Linked DNA regions of Homo sapiens: region 2 is linked to region 1. A link is a loop called in an ENCODE intact Hi-C map of the cell type or tissue named here. Cell type or tissue: CD14-positive monocyte. All regions are shown on one strand.

The links. Hi-C counts contacts between places; a loop is a spot of excess contacts. Peaks named below come from ENCODE experiments on the same cell type or tissue, not always from the same donor. Only the 100,000 strongest peaks of a DNase experiment are listed, where the experiment ranks them.
Region 2: a loop joins it to region 1, with 3 times the contacts of the local background. A loop is called at or near these places in 18 of 110 quality-filtered maps.

Annotation. Positions count from the first base shown.
Region 1 is chr20:23,329,591-23,337,590 of GRCh38, reverse strand. The region is part of intron 1 of NXT1-AS1 (NXT1 antisense RNA 1); the gene reads left to right. LOC105372571 (a long non-coding RNA gene) reads left to right here and starts at 1,724. Exons shown (of 3, transcript XR_937379.3): 1 at 1,724-5,024. In CD14-positive monocyte, no CTCF peak of the experiment used is centred here; a DNase peak (open chromatin) is centred at 3,250.
Region 2 is chr20:23,025,523-23,033,522 of GRCh38, reverse strand. It overlaps LOC101929707 (a long non-coding RNA gene), which reads left to right and starts at 2,721. Exons shown (of 4, transcript XR_937352.2): 1 at 2,721-2,979. In CD14-positive monocyte, no CTCF peak of the experiment used is centred here; DNase peaks (open chromatin) are centred at 4,002, 5,552 and 7,782; H3K4me3 peaks cover 2,189 bases; H3K27ac peaks cover 2,307 bases.

The DNA of each region.
Region 1 (8,000 bases):
CTATTTGGGGAGGAGCTGAGTGAGGCCCCAGTGACAGCAAACATCAGTTGTCAGATGTGCAATGGATGAGCCTTCAGCAGGCTCTGCTGTGCCCTTTTCAAATGCATATTTATTATGCAGCCAGAGTTGGCAGCAAGCACTAAGCTGTGACAGTGCATGAAGTAATTTAATTGGTGAGGCCCATTCTTGCAACTACCTCTGTGACTAGTGGAGACAACTCAGATCCCAGATAAAGGATGGGGTGCTGGGTCAGCATGCCAAACCCAAGCTACCCCAGGGGGCTCAGAGGAAGAATAATGTGCTGGAAAGTGCTCTGTGGCATGTAAAAATGGGTGTCTTCTCAGGATCTAGCAGTGGGACTAGATTTGGGTAGAAGTGCCAAATGAGAGAAAGCAAAGACCCTAAGGATGAGATTTAATGAGGTTGCTGCCCTGTGTCTGGCCTGTCCCCCGCTGGTGCTCCTCTTCCAAGGGCATTCCTGCCCATGGGGAACAGAGGCTTTGGGTAAGGAACACAGCCATCATATTGTATGAACAGCCACACAGGGAGGCTGGCATGAAGCTAATACAGGCTAGAAGTCTCTCCTGGGAGGAGGCTGCCACGTGGGGGTCACAGAGTGCTGAGGGCCACTTGGAAAGTTGTGGATCCAACAAGGATCCTGGGCCCTGGAAGCTCCACAGCATCCCTCAGTAGCAGGCTGTGAAGTATCTGACCTGTGTTATCAGTAGACGGTCTTGGTCTTGACTGCAAGTTGTCCAGGTTCTTGGTGTTTTGAACAAAGAATTAGATAAAATGCACAGCAAAGCAAGGAAAGAATGAAGCAATGAAAGAGCAAAAACAGATATTTATTGAAAATGAAAGTACACTCCACAGTGTGGGAATGGGTGGAGCAGCAGCTCAAGGTCCAGGATATAGAATCTACAGAGTCCAAATGCCCCTTAGAGGTTTCCCATTGGCCACTTGGTGTTCACCCGGTGTAAATGAAGTGGCGGCCTGCTTTCTGCAACCAATCAGAGGCTGAAGTGAAGTTACAAAGTTACGCTCCTATGCAACATCTGATTGGTTGCACAAAGCAACCAATCAGAGGTATTTTCAGTTTCGCATCTGCTGCACAGAAAAGGTGAGGGTTTGCAAAGGGAGTGATTTCTGATCTTTTTGTTACTAAGGTGTGGAAAGTTAGGGCTTTACTTTGAATTTAGTACTAGGAAGTCAGCTTGAAATGGCCTTAGGTTCCCTGCCTCCAGACCCTATTCTTCTGCCTCATCTGGACCACCCATGTGAGGGCCGCTCTTCGGAAGATTTATCCTTAGAGAACAAAGGGCTCAGAGAAATACTGCCTCAAGCTGCACATTGGCCCAACTCAGTTTTATTTTATTTTATTTTATTTTATTAATTTATTTATATATTTGTTTATTTATGACAGAGTCTTTTTCTTGTCGCCCAGGCTGGAGTGCAGTGGCATGATCTCGGCTCACTGCAACCTCCACCTCCCGGGTTCAAGTGATTCTCCTGCCTCAGCCTCCTGAGTAGCTGGGAGTACAGGCGCCTGCCACCATGCCCAGGTAATTTTTGTATTTTTAGTAGAGACGGGGTTTCACCATGTTGGCCAGGCTGGTCTCGAACTCCTGACCTCAAGTGATCCACCCGCCTCAGCCTCCCAAAGTGCTGGGATTACAGGCTTGAGCCACTGCGCCTGGTCAGTTTTTTTTTTTTTTTTAAGTTTCTTCTTGGCATCACCAGTTAAAAGAGATTGAGAACAAGAACGTTCTTTCAGCGTGCCCACACCCCTGCCTGGCTTAACGGGTTTGAAATGTGAGGGGAAGCCAAGTAGCCAGCTTGCCTCTGTTACTCATGGCCCAGTGGGTCGGCTCATGACCCTCAGGCCAGCCTGTGCCACTTTGGTGACTGGTGGCTACTTTGTGGTCAACTCTTGAAGCATCAGCACAGCATGAACAAACCAAAAGTGAAATTCAGAAATGGCTGCAGAAGCCAAACTGTTACCCAGCCCCTCTGAAATCCCCCAAGCACTGGGGGAGCCACAACCAGTTTGGGGGCCATTAGGAACATTTTAATCTATAAGGCTATGTGCTATGGAGGGGTAGGGGAGAGATGGTTGCAGGAGGCCATGGGAGGGTTGAGACCCACAGGCCAGAGTCCAGGCCATAAGACCCTCATGATGAGAATGTTGACAATAACAAAATACTACTACTACTACTGCTGCTACTACTACTGCTGCTGCTGCTGCTGCTGCTGCTGCTGCTACTACTGCTACTACTTACGTTTTAACATTTTTCAGAGCTTTGCTATTTATGATTATTCTGTCCTAGATGATTGCAGCAACATTATGAAGTACGTCTCAGGTTGAGTCCCCTAGAAACAGACCCTGAGATGGAGATTTGCATGTAGGGGTTCGTTGGGGAGGGGATCTTGGGAGTCCCACCTGGGAAGGGTAAGAGAGCAGTGGGGCTTTGATGCTGCTGCAACAGAGGCCTCCACTGGCCCCTGGGGAGCTTGGAGCTTTGGAAACCTGCAGAGTTGAAGCAAGGGTTCCCCGTGTCCCTTCCATAGGCTGCTCATTAGACCAGCGGGGGGTTTGGTGAGGATGCAGAAGGCGCTCAGCCACCAGTGTGGAAGGGGTACCCTGGCCTTGGAGCAGAATCTGAAGAGGACACTGAGCACCCACCACACATGGGCACTCTCAGGATCTCTGCTACAGAGCAGGTGCTGAGTAGTGAGATTTGCCCAGGGAATGAGCCTACCTGGTGGGATCATCATGTGGACCTGGAGGTCCTGACTTACTCAAGACCACTCAGCTACTAAGTGGCCACACTGGGATTCCAGCTAAAGACTGTTTTAGGTTAGAGCTTCCTGATCTCAGAATGGACCCCCTGACCTAAGAATAGGACCCCCCCCCACCTCAGGATGGACTCCCCAACATTAGAATAAACTCTCTGACCTCAGAATGAATTCCTGGGCCTAAGAATGAACTTTCTGACCTCAGAATGGATTCCCTGACCTCAGAATAGACTCTCTGACCTCAGAATGGACCCCCTGACCTAAGAATAAATCCCCCACCTAAGAATGAACCTCCAACCTGAGAATGAACTCCCGAAGCAATAATGGATTCCCTAACCTAAGAATAGACTCTTCAACCTAAGAATAAACTTCCTGACCCAAGCATGAATCCCCTGACCTAATAATAGACTCCCCAACCTAAACAGGAACTTCCTGACCTAGGAATGAACTGCCTGACCTCAGAATGAACTTCTTTACTTAAGAATGAACTTTCTGCCATCAGAATGGACCCTTGACCTCAGAATGAACTCCCCGACCTCAGAATGAACTCCCTGACCTCAGAATGGACTCCCTGACCTCAGAATGGACTCTCTGACCTCAGAATGAACTCTCTGAACTCAGAATGAACTCTCTGAACTCAGAATGAACTCCCTGACCTCAGAATGGATTCCCCGACCTAAGAATGGACTCCCTGACCTAGGAATGAACTCTCTGACCTCAGAATGAACTTTCTGAACTCAGAATGGACTTCCTGACCTCAGAATGGATTCCCTGACCTAAGAATGAACTCCTTGATCATTTTGCAGGTGATGCTCGGGAGCACCAGTAGGGAGTGGGAAAGCAAACAGGGAAGGGAAAGAAGGCCAGCCAGGCACAGTGGCTCATGCCCATAATTCCAGCACTTTGGGAGGCCAAGGTGGGTGGATCACCTGAGGTCAGGAGTTTGAGACCAGCTTGGCCAACGTGGTGAAACCCCATCTCTACTAAAAATACAAAAATTAGCCAGACGTGGTGGTGCACACCTGTAATTCCATCTACTTGGGAGGCTGAGGCAGGAAAATTGCTGGAATCTGGGAGGTGGAGGTTGCAGTGAACCATGATCATGCCACTGCACTCCAGCCTGGGCGACAGTGACACTCTATCTCAAAAAAAAAAAAAAAAAGAAAGAAAGGAGGCACTGGGAATGCTGAGGGGCTCTGGCAAATGGTGATTATCTATCCAGAGCCCTTTCTGAAGCATTGCTCTGCAGACCCGCCAGCCAGGGTTTTCATTAAGTAGCATTAAGTCATAACCTTAAGTAATAAAGCAAGCATGCATAGAAGGGCAAAGCCAGTCACTTCTCAGACCCCGAACCCCTCAGTGAAGGTTGGTGCATGCAACGGGCTGGCCCTTTGGTGGAGACTGAAGAAAGAGTTTATTGCAGGTGGGAATATTATTTAAACAGGGATTGATGGAGGACAAAAGGGGCTTCTGGTTCCATGAGGCAGGAGATAAATGAGATGGGAATCCTGAGTCATGCATTTTATTCACTTCTCTGGAACGAGTTTTGGGGGCTCATTTAGCAGAGAAAATAGGACAAGAAAAATGGACTCAGCTGGCATTGGACAGAGTCAAAGCCAAATGACTTCTGGGTTCTAAATTTTTTTGTTTTGTCTTTATTCATACGTGTTGGTTGTTTGGATTGTTTTTCATTGACCATTGTAAGCTAAATCCATATCAGGAGGATCTGAAAAGCTCATAATAAAAATATAAAGTAGAGACCAAGGGTTGTAAAAGTGGCATTTTACTCAAGATATAGTAAGGCTGTTTTACAATAGTGGGTAGTAATCAATAATTTAAATGAAAACCCTCAAGGGTTAGATGATGATAGAGCTGATGTTCTTCTTATTGACCAAGATGCACCAACCAGTCTTGAAGAGGATCTCGTTTTGTAAAGGAGCCATGCAGAAGAAGAATTCCCAGAGGGAGCCTAATGTCTGTGAAATGTCATATATTGCTTACACAGAAACCAGTTACTCAAAGAGCTATGCTGTTCTTATGCCCTGTGATGGATCTACTGGGGATAGAGATAAGAGCCTGTCTGCCTGCCTCAGCCTGTGCACCTGATCGTTCTTTTCCTGAAGCAACTTGTCATGCCTTCACAGTGCACACCTGACCAGTTCCAAACCAAAAAGGGATGTGCCTGGACGTGTGTGGATAGATGGCTGAGGGAGACATTATTGTTGTTGGTGAGTGAAATTGTTCTTTCTTCCTGGGTCTGGCATTTTATTTGAATGATTCTTTAGAAATTATTTAAAAATTTTCTGCCAGGCAAAAGTTTGTGCAAATGTCAACAAATAGCTTACCCTTACCCAAAAAAGGTGAGATTTGAGGTCTGGAAGTTTATGTAGTAAGGAAGACGCTAATTCTTATGGTTTTAAGATTTATAATGAGAAGTAATGGGGATTTGTCAGCATTGAATTGTGGGGTTTTTAATGAAGCTATTGTGAGAGAAAGATGAATTGACGATCTCAGGATTGAGTCCCTCCTGAAGGAACTTGGTTGGTCAGATATGGCTCTAGTGAACATCTGAGAAACAGAAAAGAAGACTTGAATGTGGTCCTTTCTGTTCTGATACTGTTATCGTCCCAGTCAGTCATGCGTAAAACATCAGCTTAGTCACTTCTTCCTCTTCCCTTTCCAGTCCCTGCCATGGGTCTCTTTTAGTATTTTCCAGTAAACTTTGCTTAGAAAAAACACCAATAAAAATCCTTGCAAATGAAATCATCAGACCCTGAAGAAGTAGCATCTTCTCTAGGGATTGATTCCTTTTCTCCTTCTAACACCACTAATACCTCCCTTGGCCAGCCACTGACACCCTTTTGAGGACTGTATTTTTGGCTTGAAAATTGGCCTGTCAGTAAATTCGAAGGGGTGTGTATTGTTCCAGGGTTGATGTATTATAACTCTGCAGGTGCCCTGCCCAATTCATTTTACTGAGTGGTCACACCCCCAGCTGTTGTGTGTGCTGGCTGGAAATAGCCACATTACAAACATGGTGCCTGTGAGTCAAGGTGGATCAATGCCACAGTGCAGCCCCTGCTCCAGAGCCCCCAGCGGGGCCAGGCTGAGGTGTGACTGCAGCGGATATGAGGCCATCTCACTCCTTCCCTGACTTGTTCTGCTTCCCTCCGTCTCTTCCTCCTGAGTCCTCCCTCCAGTCATGGGCACCCACACCCCTCTCTCTGGCTCTGCTTCTACAAGACCTGACTCGAGGCTCTGCCTTTACACTTGGATTACTGCAAGTGCCTCCATCCTTCTTTGATCTTCTCCAGGTGTCCAGCACCCCCTCCCCTTAGTGCATATTACATAAACTGCTGGACTTAGCTTCCTAAAATGCAGCTCCTGCATATGTCCTTGTTCCTGAATATCTATGGCATTGGTTCTCAAACTTGTGTGCAACCACAAGCAAACAAATAATGCAAGTTTGCTCAAAATGTTGAACTCAAGACCCATCTCTAGTGTTTTGATTCAGTCCATCTGAGCAGGACCTGGGAATGTGAACTTCCACAAGCCCCCACTCCCACCCTAGGTGATTTGTATTTTGAGAAATATACTTTAACACTGATTCTTTCCTGATTCCTATTCAAGTTCTGAAACTGTTTTGATTTCCTTTCTGGAGCATCTTTGAGGTGAGTTTATACAACTCTTTCATCTTTGTGGGAGACAAGCTTGGCCCTATCTCTGAGTATAAGTAATCCTATGTCATAAATATTCGATAAGGAAGAAAGGAAGAAAAGAGAGAAAAAAATAAGGCCAGGAAAGGGGCAGTTGTAGCATGTATGTGGGTGATCATCCTGGGATATGGTGGGTTACCCAGAATGCTACTACACTTGGTACAGTAGTCAGGGTTCTCCAGGGAAACAGAATCAGTAGGATAGTGGAGATATAAATCTATATATCTTCAATGTGTGCTGTTATATATAATATATAATAATAATGTGACAAATTATATGAATATAAATTATAAATGTAAGAATTATATGAATAAATATATTTCCAGATATATATCTAGAAAAAGGAGATTTATTATAAGCCATTGGCTCACATGATTATGGGGGTCAAGAAGTCCTACAATTTGCCATCTGCAAGCTGGGGATTCAGGAAGCCTAGTGCTGTAGTTCAAAGGCCCAAGAACTGGAGAGCCAATGGTGTGGATTCCAGTCCAGTCTGAAAGCCTGAGGACTAGAAGCGCAGAGGGCAGAAGATCCATGTCCCAACTCAAGCAGTCAGGCAGTTCTTCCACCCAAGAACTCAGAAGCCAATGTGCTAAGACCTGGCTGAGACTGGAGACCCGAGAACCAAGAGCTTCAATGTCTGAGGATGGGAGAAGATGGATGGCCCAGTTTCAGAAGAGAAAGCGTTTGCCCTTCCTCTGCCTTTTTGTTTTATTCTGGCTCTCAACAGATTGAATGATGCCCATCCACACGGGGGGGAGAGCCATCGGCTTTACTCAGTCCACCAATTCAAATGCTGGTCTCTTCTGGAAACAGCTTCACAGATACACAAGAAACCACGTTTAACCAGCTATCTGGGCACCCTGTGACCCAGTCAAGTTGACACACAAAACAACCATCACACTTGGTGAAGTTTTATTATATCCTTGACTTGTGTGTGCTGGACTGTTGAGAATAGGGTGCAGCCATGCAAAAGCAGACTGAGTTCCACAAATTGCCTTTGATAGAGAAATTCTCCCAATCTTAATCATTGGGTGGTGGCAACAAGGAATGACTCCAATAGGCACTATGGAGCAAAGAACAGCATCTCACTTCATCAGATACAATTCTTCAGCTAGGGTAGTCGTTTCAGCTCTCAAGGACCTAATCTTTTAGCAGATGGCAAATAAAGGCATTCGTTTAGGTAGCAGCTCAGCAAAAGAGATGGTATCCATCCAAACCAGGGAACTCGGCCTTCCTCATTTTATCTAATTTTTAAAAACTGATAGAGCCCACTGTTAACCATAAAAACAGCAAGCCCCAGTGGGGTCTTGTTGGCCCCATGTCTTATGGGCTCCACCATGAAGGAAAAAGACTGAAGAGATGGGTCTGGGCCCACCAAGAAGAGTGGACAAGGACTGAATGAGAGCCTGCTGGGCAACTACAGGCATGAGGAAGAGATGGGGTTCTAAAGACTTGGGCTGAGAAGGGGAAATGCCTTGGTGGTAC
Region 2 (8,000 bases), 300 kb after region 1:
TTGTCCTGCCTCATGTGTGAGCCCCTGGAATCTTTCCTGTGCCTACTTTAGGTTTTTCTCCTAATGCTCCCCGATTCTGCCCTCCTCTCCCCATACACATGTGTATGCCTCCAAGCATAGTAAGCTAGCATGTAAGAAGAGAAGCATGCACGACTGTCCCCATTGGTTATTAGCCCTATGTGATAAACAGCTAGTGCTTCCAGGAACTTACTTCCCTGTGCTCTAGGCCCCCTCTGCAGCATGAGGGCCTCATCCTCAATACAGAGCTTTCCAATACAGGCTGTATGCTGGAATTACCTGAAGGCCTCACACAGGGATGCCTGGGCCCTGTCTTCAGAGACTCTGACTGAATTATCTGGAGTGGTGTCCAGGCATCCAAATATTTTGAAGGCTCCCGGGTACTTCTAAAGTGCACAGATGCAACATTAGATGGAGAGACAGAGAGGCAGCAGCCTGGGGACCAACTGCAATGTACAGATATTACTGTGCGTTCAGGAGGGCTAGCAGAAGAGGTCAGGAGAAATGTCAGGAAAGCCAAAAAGAGAGGCCCCTGCTTACAGGAGCAGGAAGCTGGAGACCGCTGAAGGGCAGCCTCGGGGCCCTGGGACAGGAAGAGGCTGGGGCAGCTGGGTGCCCATGGCTGTTCTCTCTCAGGATACTAAAGAAGCAATGGAACAGGAAACCAGCCGCTACCTTTCTCCCCCAGGAGAGGAGACCTAGAGAAACTTTCACGCTGAGTTAAAACACAGGAAAACAAAGTCTGTTTATGAGACGCTTTTCAGCACACCCGTCCCGTTCTTTTGCCCAGTACACACTGGGGCCTCTTCCTTGTCTGTTGATTAAACTCCAGCATCAGGTCCAAGTGGCTTCCCTGTACATTGTCAAGAGTGGCATGGAGCCAAAGGCTGAGTCTAAGGGATCTTCTCCTCCAAGTGCTGAAAGCATGGCCCACAGGCCTAACTGATCCCTGTGGAGCTTCCAGCCCAGTGATGAGATAGTGAATCAGGGGCCTCTCAGCCCCTCCTGAAGCCAGAAGCAGCAGCTCCTTTGTTAGAGATGTGAATAACTCACCTCCCATCTCCACACTTCAAAACTGCTGCTCAAGCTTGGAGGTACTTGCAACCTCAAGCAATCTTCAGAACCTCTGGCCTGCAAGTCAGAGAGACACAGCTTTCCCTGCAAATCACAGTGCACCAAGAGGAGTCTTGGATCTCAGCAGCAATGACAGCAGTCCCTGAATGCCACTTCTATCGCCTGCTGGTGTGGAAAATAATCTGAAGTGCTCTCAGCAGCTCAGAGTGGCTTTGACCAGTTCTGCCATTGAGCATATTAAAAGCATGATTTACCCGTGGCTAAGTGTAGGACATTGTCTGAAGTCGCCTGCGTGGATCAGGAAAGTGTCTTCAGATTCCCACCTGAACTTCAGGGACACCCTAGACATTGCAATGATAGAGACCTCAGCTGTACCCCAAAAACTCAACTGTTAAACCAAATATAAAGGTGAGGGCTTCCTTAAGATTTCATTAAATGGTTTCCTTTAAATAAATTGATCCCACAATCAGATGAGATAAAAGAAAAGTCAGCCAGAGAAAGGCACGGGACTAGGATAGGTCACATTGGTCCAATGTTTACAAAGTATCAAAATTAGGTCCACTCTGCTGTCACTGTCTGGAGGACAGGGGCTGCAGCACACTGGGGTAACCATGAGCAGCACCTCTGTTCTTTGGTAGTTGTTTTCAGACTGTCTTAGCAACCTGGCTTCATGGTTGTGCATATAAAGAGAATGAGATGTAAGATGGAAAGCAAGGATTTCAATTCTGAGCCATCTACTTACTGGGGTATGAGCGTGGGTGGGACCCTTGGAGGAATGCTTCTCAAAATGTGGACCCAGACTGGCAGCATCAGCCTCTCCTGTTACGAATCCGCATCCTGGTACCCACCCAGACCTGCTGGATGGCAAATGCAGAGGGTGGGGGCCAGCCATCTGTGAGTTAACCTGCCCTCGAGTGAGGGACTCGATGACTCTGGAGTCTGAGAGCCACTGGCTGGGCCCTTCTGGGCCTTGCTTCCTTATCTGGCCACTTCCCAGGATAGTGAATGAGGATCAGGAAAGAGAATTTTCCATGAATGCTTTCTGAAATCTCTAAACCATGGCCACATGGGCTATGGGGCACTCGAAATGTGGTGAGTTCAAAGTCAGGTGCTGTGTCAGACACACATGGGATCTCAAACACTTATGATGAACAAAGGAATGTAAAATATCTCATGAATACTTCTTATATTTCTTACATGTTGAGATGATAATATTTTGGAAATAGAGATAAAGCATATTATGAAATGAATTTTACTTGTTTCTCTTTTTTTTTCACCGTGGCTACTTAAATTTTAAATTTCATTCGCACCACACATTCCATTTCTACAGCATTATAGACCTACAGGATATGGCTATTCCTATAGCAATGCTGCCCAGGGTTATAAATGATGCCACTAACAAGGTGGCCCTGTGCTGTCAATACAGGAGCCACTAGACCCCTGTGGCTCTTTGAATTTAAGTAAGTTGAAAATAAAAATTTAAATGGGCTTTCTTAGCATATTAACTACATTTCAAGTGCTCAGTGGTCATGTGAGGCTGTGGCTGCCAAGCTGGGCAGTGCAGTCCTGAGATGCTTTCATCACAATGGAAAGTGGAACTTTTGAGGTTCAGAACCTGGAGTTCCACCGTGGCTCTTACAGTCTCAGCCATGGTTGCATACCTTCCAAGCTCCACCGCCTCTTCTTCCTCGTGGGCAGATCCCTGATTTTGTGTAGGACAGCACTTGAAATGTATTTGTGTGCTCAACATTGGTTTCCTCTCTGGAACCTGGGATCACTTCAGGGGTGGACACGTGGCCCAACCATGACTGATGAGACATGCGGGGAAATCTGCAGAGGCAACTTCTAGGAAAGGTTGGGCTCTTGCAGCCACCCTGTGACTATGAGGTGAGAAGCTTGTCCAGTGTGATAGCTGATCCACTGAAGATGACAAGGAAAACAGCAGAAAGGAACCAGGCTACTTGATCATAGTGAGAGCTGATAAGGCAGCCAATCTGAATTTCTTTCTACGTAAAACAATTAACATTAGTGTTTCATTGCATTTTCTATTGCTTGCAGCCAAAAATACTCTAACCACTGTCCTTGGGCAAATTACTGACCTCTTTAAGCCTTGATTTTCTCATCTCTGAGAGATGAACACAAGAGTTTGTATTTCATTGAATGAGATAAGGTAATGATAAGAATAAGAAATATTTATGCTGCACTTACTATGTGCTCAACTCTGTTCAAAACAGTTTACTCATTTAACATACGTATCATGCTTAGCCTAGGATCCTGAACCTTTTATGTTCTCAAACTTACCCTTATAATCATTGCTATTGCAGGAACTAGGCTATTAATTCAGACCTTCTGTTCCTAGACATTTTACCAACAGTGAAAGTAAACTTTCACTCCTCCCACCACCCCACAAGGAAAATTACAGGAGCATTTGAAAACATTTTTGAAACTCAAATGCTCTCACAATTGAATGACACAGGAATCAATACTTAGAAAACTCTGCCTTTTCAGTGTTCAGAGTATAATGCATATTTTTAAAAATAGACTCAATACAAGTTCTTGCAAATCTATTTGGAAGCGAAAAGAGCTCATTATAACAATGGTTCTGGATGGATTACAAACTTCTCAGTTTAGAAATGGGTTTTTGTTTTGTTAGTACACCATGCTCTCTACTATTATTTACTGCATAGTTTGAGTCACTCACTAGTCAATTTCTCAACGCTTTGTCAAGGACTATGAAGGGCTGAAGATTTACTCTACTTGAGAACGAACCAGGTAACCTCCCACAATTTCACAGATGCTAGCAGAAGACAGGGCACTCCTCGGTTAGACACCTAGGGCTTCATTACTTAGGGCCCAGCAGTCAGTGTGGGCACCAGTTCCCCTTACCCCTCTTCCCATTCCCACAGCTCATGGTATGTGGGTGGGTCCACGTGGACACTGCACAGAATTGAGGAACCTTGCATTTAAGAAGACTTAATCTTACAAGGGGCTGATAGCAAACTTTCCCAAACCTTGTCCCAGAGAAAGATATTGTCTTTATCATCCTGATCTGAATACTAATCTTCCCTCTGTAGAAGGAGACAGTATCTCTGTTTCCTAAGGCTCTTGCTGGACAAACATCTTTGAAAGGACAGTTCAGAGGAGATGCTGTCAGAGTCTTAGCTCACAAGATGTGCAGAAATGGAAAGGCCATGGAGAATTGTCTCCCAACACTGGGAAACCACTCAGTCTCACTCACCTCTACCATGCTTTTTCAGTGTACCCTATTTTTTTTCTCAGCAAAGCTGCTTGCTATATTTGCATTTGGCTCTGAGCTGACCCCAACCTCAAGTGTTACCTCTTGGTCATCCACCACTTTCTGAATAAATTATATTCAGTGGTCCAAGTTCAGATGACGAGGGAAGGGAATCTGATGGATCCAGCTTGGGTCCAGTATCCAGGCCTGGTTCAATTAGTGTCATCAGGGGTCAGTGCCATTTAACACACTTTGCCCACCCTCTGTGGATGGGCAGGAGTGGGTAGAGTCCTGTAGGGTAAGGACAGGGAGACAGCCTTGGTAAAAGTTCATTTAACAAGGATGGATTGCATAACTGGTTTCATCATTGTTAGTAGCAGTAGTCTCTCTATAAATCTTATAAATCACTTATATTGAAAAAAGTCATCAAGCATGACTCAAATAACTTCAGCAGAAAACAGTCACCCTAATAAAGTCATTTAATTATATATGTCTATATATTCTGAATATTCAGCGAAGTGGATTATGCCACCGGCTGAGTGTATCCAGAGTGATGCTTGACAGCTCCTTTTATTGCTAATGGCTCACAGAGTTTATGCCCTTTAGGAAGTGCCAGAATCATTAGTACTGTCACTGAAATGTGCTGTTAATGTAAATTCTACTCAGAAAAATGGAACAGCAATTGCAAAACCAGCAGCTGGAGAATGGGCAGCCCAGTGAGGAAAGATCAATGGGAGAAAGGCTTGTAACTTTCTCCCATTTTCTAGAAATTTGTGACTTTCTAGAAAACGAAGCCAGTCTCAACAGTGCCTCCAAGGACCTGAAGCTTCTCCAAGTGCTGTTTTGAATGGGAAGGCAGGAGTCGGAACTGGCCATCCAGGACTGTCTACATGGCCTCTCTCTCTTCTCATCTTCCTCTAAGAAATTTCTCCAGTTTTTCAATCTTGACCTCTCAGAAAAAAGAGATTCTGATCTTGTGAACTGATGCTGCATGTTGAATGAGTTTTCATCCTGCATGATACTTCATGGATTTATTTGCATTTTAATTATTCTTTTATACAAAAGAGCCATAGAAAAGAAAAGTCTGACCCAAGTTTTGTCAAGATAAAGCAGAGTATGGGAAGTGGGCAACTGTGAGAACTTGGTTAGAGCCAGTCTGTATAGTTTAGTATTTAATGGGGAAGTTTGGGGTGTGGGAAATGGGACCTATTTCCTTTGCTCTTGAGGTTAGGTTGAGCCATCTGGCTCCCTGCCCTGCAGTTCCCATAACTGAAGAGTTATACATCCCATAACCCCTGCCCACTAGTGAACCCCTTCCTCAGCTCTGGGACTGATTGTCTTCAAGCTGAGCACACACTGAGCACTGGGCCTGCCTTCTTCCTAACACAGGTTAGGACTGACTTCTTGCTTTGTCCTTTAACTTGAGTCCCCAGCCCACACCCCTGACATGTGGCTTTTCTCTCTCTCCTGCCGTGCTGCTCCTGGGCTGGCACCTAGGCTCCTGAGACAGGGGATTTCTGCCTTGTAATCCCACTGGCTTTCTAGGGCTGGAGTCCTTGGCTACCTGTTCATTTATTTATTAATTCATTCATCCATCTAGGTTTTTGTAAGCTCCAGACATTGGATAAAGCATTTTGAGGGATAGGTGAAAACGAAATCCTGCCCTTTACTCTTGAGAACTCACTCTGCTGTGGGAGGAGAGACAGGCAGGTAAGCAAAGAGCTCTCCCAATGCGATGACAGCCAGACCTGAGCCTGGGTCAGTGACTCAGGGAGCAGGGAAGACAAACCTCCTTCAGCTTGGGGCCTGGGACAGACTTCACGATGGGAGAGAATTCGGATAATTACTCAGCCTTCTCCTCTAGATCAGAGAAGGTGGGCAGGATGGAACCATGTGCATGGGTGGATGGGGGACAATCTAAGGACTCATTTTTTTTTCTGTGAGGCTGGAGCAGAGGGCCCCTTGCCTTTGCTTCTCTTGACCTCCCCTCTCCTGCCTGTTCTGGCCCTCAGTAGTCTCACTTGGCAATAAGAGTTGGATTCTGGGTGGGTGCCTGGACTGGAGAATCTTTGGCTGTTAACACTGTTCACACAGTTCAATATGGCTGGAAAAGTGTGGATGGAGCCATGTTCAGAGTAAAAGAAGGTGTGCTTAAGGTTTATACGTACGCACTCTCTGCAACCCCCCTGGAAGCTTGGCTACAGGATGGCAAGGGGTTGGCAATCATCTTCAAAGACCGAATCTGGAGTAGCTCTTGGAGATGTCTTTTCATAGCGTTAGATGCAATTACACCAGCAGGTTTCAACTCTTCTGTTTTAGTAACAAAATTCATGCTAAAAATAAATATTTGCTGAGTGACTGATTTGACACTCATCTTTCAGAGAAGCCCAAGAATGGCCCAAGTGTTGTTCTTTTAGGCCTCTGGTTGTCAAATTGGGATCTTTAGACCAGGAGCCTCAGCATTCTCTTGAGTCTGCCTAGAAATGCACATTCTGGGCTCTACCCTCCATGCTCTGAATTATATACTCTTGGGGCACAGGAATCTGCATCTAGCAAGCCTTCCAGAGGATTCTGCTAGTGCTTCGGTTTGAGAACCAGTGCTCCTGACTTTGGTTGGCCATTGGTGTCTGTCTGAAGAGGGTCTCCACTGCCCCAGGCATGTTCCTTCTCTCACTGCTGCCCCCTGGGATGGAAACTCGACATCCCCTCTTTCCCTTCCTACTGGCACCAACGGTACCAGAGCAAACCCCACAATCTCCATGCCTACATTTCTTTGACATCCACCTGTCACCATCTTTGGAGGATTCAAGTGAAGTTCTTTGTCTTTTATGGGACAGAGCTGTTTTCTAAAGTCATAGTAACATTCTCGGTCAATGTAAGATAAAATGACTGGGAATTTCACTTTTAAAAATAGGTATATCAAAGGGAAAAATAGTAACAGTTCTGGTGGAGAGACCTGGTGAGCAACACCTTAAACCAAGTGATGAAAGCTGAAATCAGCAACACTGGGATGAACCTGCATCACGTAATAGCGGATGTGATGCCCTGACAAGAGCACCAGTCCTGTTTGCAGCATCACTGCCCCAGATGCATGCCTGAATCTGTTCCTTAGGATACATCAGGAAACCCAAGCTGAGGAATGTTCTACTAAATAAATGATCTCTACTCTTCAAAAACATGCGGGTCAAGTGACAGGTGCCGAGGAGAGGGAGAGGGTCTAGGAAGACCCTAGTTGGGACAATTGGCAGCATTCAAATGTGGCCTGTGCATTTCATACTGGTACTGTTCAATGTGAAATTTCTTGATTTTTGTAAGATTCTCCCTGGGGCCTGATAGCTTAAAGGGATGAGTAACTCCTCCCTTCTCAGGCCCAGTCCCAAGGTGCAAGACCACTTGCATCAGCAGCCTGTGCCAGCAAGATAGCAGAAGCAGGAAGAGAGCCGGCCAGAAGACACGTACCCCTGAAGATTGAGAAACAGGCCATCCGGGTACAACGTAGCAATTACGTCAGACTAGGACACTTCCTGTTTAAAGGAGACTATAAAACCTTTGTCCTGTCCTCACTTGGGGCTGACGCCATTTTAGGCCTCAGCCCGCCTGCACCCAGGCGCTCATTAAAACAGCATGTTGCTCCACATCGCCTCGTGTTGTCTGTTGGCACGCTCTCGGGATT